2 separate regions of the Homo sapiens genome follow, and region 2 is linked to region 1. A link is a loop called in an ENCODE intact Hi-C map of the cell type or tissue named here. Cell type or tissue: gastrocnemius medialis. All regions are shown on one strand. Each heading gives the region's core, and the rest is flanking DNA. Links, peaks and the distances in the headings are about the cores only. Region 1 overlaps COPA (coat protein complex I subunit alpha). Region 2 has its middle 8.3 kb from the start of NHLH1.

Evidence for each region. Hi-C counts contacts between places; a loop is a spot of excess contacts. Peaks named below come from ENCODE experiments on the same cell type or tissue, not always from the same donor. Only the 100,000 strongest peaks of a DNase experiment are listed, where the experiment ranks them.
Region 2: it touches region 1 in a loop (3-fold over the local background); 13 of 110 quality-filtered maps call a loop at or near these places.

Annotation. Positions count from the first base shown.
Region 1 is chr1:160,290,270-160,293,097 of GRCh38, reverse strand. COPA (coat protein complex I subunit alpha) reads left to right here. Exons shown (of 33, transcript NM_004371.4): 28 at 478-614; 29 at 900-1,086; 30 at 1,169-1,279; 31 at 1,602-1,763; 32 at 2,412-2,606. LOC107985219 (a long non-coding RNA gene) reads right to left here. Exons shown (of 3, transcript XR_001738265.2): 3 at 272-1,841. Among named protein-coding and RNA genes, the nearest start is that of PEX19, 6.6 kb to the right of the region's middle. In gastrocnemius medialis, for the core only: a CTCF peak has its summit at 1,592 (motif pointing right); a DNase peak (open chromatin) is centred at 1,647.
Region 2 is chr1:160,373,880-160,376,864 of GRCh38, reverse strand. No RefSeq gene overlaps it. Among named protein-coding and RNA genes, the nearest start is that of NHLH1, 8.3 kb to the right of the region's middle. RefSeq lists an enhancer at 654-703. In gastrocnemius medialis, for the core only: no CTCF peak of the experiment used is centred there; a DNase peak (open chromatin) is centred at 1,234.

The sequences.
Region 1 (2,828 bases), core at 329-2,828:
TTAATCAAGGGAAATTATCCTACCCATAAGGGGAAAGGTGTATATTTTTCATGAAAACTCTTTATCTTTGTTAAGTACACTTGCCTTCCTGTTATCTGCCTTCCACTTGGCCTAGTAATCTCTTAGGGCATATCCTTCAGTCATCTTCCACCCATTTATAGCTTGCTTTCTGGCTCATATCAGTGAGATAAGTACCCCTTTCCAAGCAGAGGTCTGTTTTGAACACTAAGCCAGTATTGTTATAATAACAACAATAATGATAACACTGCAATAACTGCTAACGTTTATTTAATGTTCACTGTGTGCCAGGCACTATCCTAAATACTTTAATAGGTATCATTAAATGAGGTAGGTCTTACAATTAAGTGTATTTTACTGATGAGGAAACGTGAACAGAGAAATTAATTACCTTGCCCAAGGAAAAGTAGCTTTTTATGCAGCAGGGCCAAAATCCTTGTTTCTTTCCTTCTGTTCCAGCTCCTTCATGACCAAGTAGGGGTAATCCAGTTTGGCCCCTACAAGCAACTGTTCCTACAGACATACGCCCGAGGCCGCACAACCTATCAGGCTCTGCCCTGCCTACCCTCCATGTATGGCTATCCTAATCGCAACTGGTAAGGCCCTTTTCTCTTTGCTTTCATCTGTTCCAAGTTGTGGTCGATATTTCAGATGGTAGCCTCAGTGACATAGTCAGAATTCTCTCAGAGCTAGGGTTTCCCAGTAGAAAAAGATCTTTGGTTTGTTACTCTATGGGGTTGGTTTACACCTGCTGTCATCCTCTTCCCCAGCTACTTTAACAGGAGACAGGAGGGTAGCTATGAGGATGTTTGCCAGAAAAGGAAATTGGGTCCTAGTTGCCTACTGACTATCCTGTCTTCTTCCTACTTTTCCCTTTCCAGGAAGGATGCAGGGCTGAAGAATGGTGTACCAGCTGTGGGCCTGAAGCTTAATGACCTCATCCAACGGTTGCAGCTGTGCTACCAGCTCACCACAGTTGGCAAATTTGAGGAGGCTGTGGAAAAATTCCGTTCCATCCTTCTCAGTGTGCCACTTCTTGTTGTGGACAATAAACAAGAGATTGCAGAGGTAGGAGGGTCTAGCCGCTGTCCCAGTTCTGGGCACTTCCACATTCTTGTCTCTGTATCCTGACCTTCTGCCCCCTCTACAGGCCCAGCAGCTCATCACCATTTGCCGTGAGTACATTGTGGGTTTGTCCGTGGAGACAGAAAGGAAGAAGCTGCCCAAAGAGACTCTAGAACAGCAGAAGCGCATCTGTGAGGTAAGATCTATAGGACCCTGAGCACAACAGAGACGTCCTTCCCTTCACCCTTCACTAGGTTTGAATTCTTTAATTTCAAACCCAGATCTGAGTGGGGATGAAGAGAAATTTAGGCCCTTCATTTCTATGAGGGGAGGATACATTTCTTCATCCTACTTCCTCATCTCACCAGTCCTCCATACCTAGGAGGTAGAAGACCTCTCAGCTTTATAGCCCATCATCCTATTTTGTGTTGTGTTTTTTATGCATGTGTAGCAGCTTAGAAATGACTTCTACCAGGTGTAGCATCAACCTGGCATGTGTTCCTTTTTCTGTCCACCAGATGGCAGCCTATTTCACCCACTCAAACCTGCAGCCTGTGCACATGATCCTGGTGCTGCGTACAGCCCTCAATCTGTTCTTCAAGCTCAAGAACTTCAAGACAGCTGCCACCTTTGCTCGGCGCCTACTAGAACTCGGGCCCAAGCCTGAGGTGGCCCAACAGGTAGATGGAACTCCTTCAGTGACCATAGGGAAGCCAGATCAGCTCTTACATGGAGGGAGCAGACCAAGGTCCTTGCCTCTGAAACAAAGCAATAAATAACAACATTCAACAAAAAGCCAACAGAATGCTACCCTCTGTTTACTTCCTGACTTGGTGTTTCCTTTGTTCCTGGAAAATTAATAGTTTATTGAGACATGGCACTCGTCTAAGAGTGCCGTGCAACCTAGAATAGCTCCACTGCAGCTGAAAGTAACCCCAGTCCTGTCCTTAAGCTCCAGATATCCCATCACAACCACCACAAAGCTTCACATACACATCTCATTACTTGTGTCCTCCAAATGCATTCTTTTTGGGTGATGGAAGTCTGTTTTAACCCTTTCTAGGACCTGACCCTGATAATCTCTAGAGTTGGTGGAGGAATGTGGGTCTAGATTATGGAGCCACTTTTGTATTGAGAAGGGGAAAGTTTGATACAATAGGAATGGTGATTGTTAACCCTTCACATACATCCAGTACAGAGGTTGGGACCTCTTTTCACGCAGTACAGTTGTGTCTCACATCAACGGAACTACCAAACCATGGTGTTGGGATCCTTTGAGGTGTTGTCTGCAGCCTTCTGTCCTCCTAAATACTCCTTCCTTCCCCTAGACCCGAAAAATCCTGTCTGCCTGTGAGAAGAATCCCACAGATGCCTACCAGCTCAATTATGACATGCACAACCCCTTTGACATTTGTGCTGCATCATATCGGCCCATCTACCGTGGAAAGCCAGTAGAAAAGTGTCCACTCAGTGGGGCCTGCTATTCCCCTGAGTTCAAAGGTCAAATCTGCAGGGTCACCACAGTAAGTACTGTCCTCAATAAATATATCTAGGATATTGAGCGAAGGGGAAAAAGAAAGAAACATGGTGGTCCTTTTTTTCTTCTTGTGCTTGTCCCCTGCTCCCTGAGGCAGTGACACTGGAGAAAGCTAGAGCATCTCCCCACTGCTCTTGGCCAGTCAGTGATGAACACCCCAATACCTGTCTACTGTGCCCATTGAGGGGTATAGGGAATACATTTTCTA
Region 2 (2,985 bases), core at 242-2,741, 84 kb before region 1:
ACCTTCCAGAAATCTCTGACAAGTAGAGAATTCCAGATTGCAGAATTGCAATTCCTTCGTCCTTTGTCCCCAGTCAGGTCATTTCTTCTCTTTTTCAGGCTCTCAGCAGCTCCTAGCTAGGGATAGGGAAGAGGGAAAATGTTTCTGCTAGTAGCCAGCAGGGGACAGTGTTCAACAAGCAATAATCAAATCAGCCTTCAACTTGCTGAAGGGAGGGAATGGAGGACGAGGGAACCAGAAAAGGGTCCTCAGACCAACACATTGCTCTGATCACACCCTCGATCCATGTCTCCCTCTTTTTTTTCTGCTTCTTCAGCCCCCTTCTTCTCCTCAGCTGCAGTTTCTCCATCCTTAGTTTAGTAGATCTCATGGATTGTCTATTTGCTCAGAGAAGACTAAGCTCAGGAATTTCCCCCTCAGGGAGAGACATTCCCCTTAGCCTCTTGTCCCTTTCCATTCTGTCTTGGTTCCCAAGGTGGTCAGGACTTCGGAGTTTTCATCTGGACTCCTGACCAATGCTCAGGAACCCACATGAGGGGCTCAGTTCCAGGGCCACCTCTCAGGGGATGCTTGCATCCTGGTGCACAGCTGGTCTAGTAGAAGTGGGGTTGGGTGTCAGGCCCCTGCACTGCCCTTAGCCTGGTGCTTTGTAAAGTGCACAAACTGTATGACAGTACAGTTGACCCTGCTACTTACTGCCCCTGAGATAGCATCTGATGAGCGTTTCCGGTGTTGAACACTTTCACGATGATCTCATTTAATCCTCATCACACCCCGGTGGGTCTTGTTGTCTTTCCTGCTTTCCATATGAAAAAGCTGTTGCTCAGGGAGGGCATGCGGTTTGCTCACTGTGGCACAAAGGGGAAAGGTGGAGACAGAGCAGGGACACGGGACCTCTGGCTGCCGGGTGTGGGCTTTCTCCCCTCTAGCACAGTGTTGCTGCACTGCCACCACTGCCTCCCTTCTTCCACTCCCTCTCAGCCTTTCAGGCTCATCTCTGCTTGCTCCCTTCTCCTCCCTGCGCTGACATCCCAGCACTGTGAGCCTCTTTCTTCTGCCCATAATCCTCATCCAATGAGAGGTCAAAAGCTCAGGAAAGAACACAAGAAGAAAGCAGAAAGATAAAGGAACTGGGTGGTAGAAAGGGCTTTCCAGAAAGAGGAAGAAGCAAAGGCAAAGAAGACAGGGCCTGCACTGGGGGTGGAGAGGGAAGGGAGGTGGGTGGAATGAGGAAGCGGAGCACCCTCCACACTGTGCCCAGACTTGGGAAAGGGCACAGACAGGGCCTCCATTGTGTGGGCACAAAGAGGCCATATGCCTGGCAGCCTATGACAGTGTGTGTGTGTGCGCGTGTGTGTGTGTGTGTGTGTGAGAGAGAGAGAGAGAGAGAGAGAGAGAGAGATTTTAGGCAACCCCCACCCAGCCCCTGGGGCCTTGACTTCTGCTCTGTCACTGGTGATGGGTTTGCTGAGTTACAGGACAGGGCGTTGATGAAGACAGGACTGGAGGGTCAGGCACCTGTGGTCACTAGGACTGGAAGAGGGCATGGACAGCTGGGGGAGCTATGGCCATGCATGGGATACTTGGCAAGGGGAGTAAGGAAGCAGGGGTGAAGTGCAAGAGTCCCATTCTGGGGTCCTCCTAACTGCCCCTCCCCCACCCCACCACCCACGAGTTGGGTTTAGAGGGATGTGGAATGAGGGATGCAGAGCAGATCCTCTTCTAACAATCCCTTTTCCCCATCCTCCCTATCTGCTAGCCCCAAAGCTTTCACTTTCCCCTCAGCCCAGGGACTTCCATCTCCCTGCCCTCTCCCTCCTCCCCCAGTGCCTGGTCCCCTGCTCCCTCCTCTTCCCACTCTCCACCTCCTTCTCCTGTCCTTCCCAGAGTGAGAAGAGCAACAAGAGCGACAGCGGCAGCGAGGCCAATTGATTATCTGAAGAAATTCGGAGCTAGCAGTAGAACAGCTGCAGCTTCCCCCTCTCACCACCTCCAGGCCCTCAGGGATCCCTGAGGGGAGGGGCCCCCTAAGCCCTTCTGCTCTCCAGCCCAGGCAAAGAGACAAGAGAGGGAGGCAGGGAGCCCAGAGGACTGTGGCTGCTGAGCACAGAGAAGCACAAAGCTCTCAGGGCCAGGAATGGAAGACTTGGCTTCTAATCCCAGGCCATCATCATGGGTGAGTCACGTCACCTGTCTGGACAGTAGTTTACCTGCCTTTGAAATAAAGTTGTTGGATTCAGTGATTTCTGTGTTCCCGTCCAACTCTGGCCCTTTGGAGTCCTGAAGTTCTCCCTGATCTCAGTTCAGCCTTCCCTTTTGCCAGGCTCTGGGCAGAGCACATGTCATTTAACTCACATGGGAAGGGGAAGATGTCAAGTCCTCCTGTATGGAAGCTCCTCCCTAGGTCTAACTCAAGCCCTTCATGCTGCTTATGTCATTCTTTGTTCATCAAAGATGAAAACCCATAGCTGGGCATGGTGATTCATGCCTGTAATCCCAGTATTTTAGGAGGCCAAGGCAGCAGGATCACTTCAGGCCAGGAGTTAGAGACCAGTCTGACCAACATGGCGAAAACCCATCTCTACTAAAAACACAAAAATTAGCCGGGCATGACAGCGGGCGCCTGTAGTCCCAGCTACTCAGGAGGCTGAACCACGAGAATGGCTTGAATGGGGAGGTGGATGTTGCAGTGGGCCAAGATCCCGCCACTGCACTCCAGCCTGGGCAATAGAGCAAGACTCTGTCTCAAAAAGATAAAAAGAAAAAAGAAAATATTTCAGGGACTGAAAGTTGTCTCTGCATTTCCCTCCTGCTGTTTGCCTTCAGCCTTCTCGTATGACCTTAAGTTTGGAGAGGATCTTCTAATGAACCTAGCCAGTGTTCCATCTGAGGCAGCAATGTGCTCTATGATTTCTCTGCGTGTGGTTGACTCTCCAGCTTCTCTATTTGGAGTTCTCCTCTTGAGGCAGTCAGTGCCATTGCTGG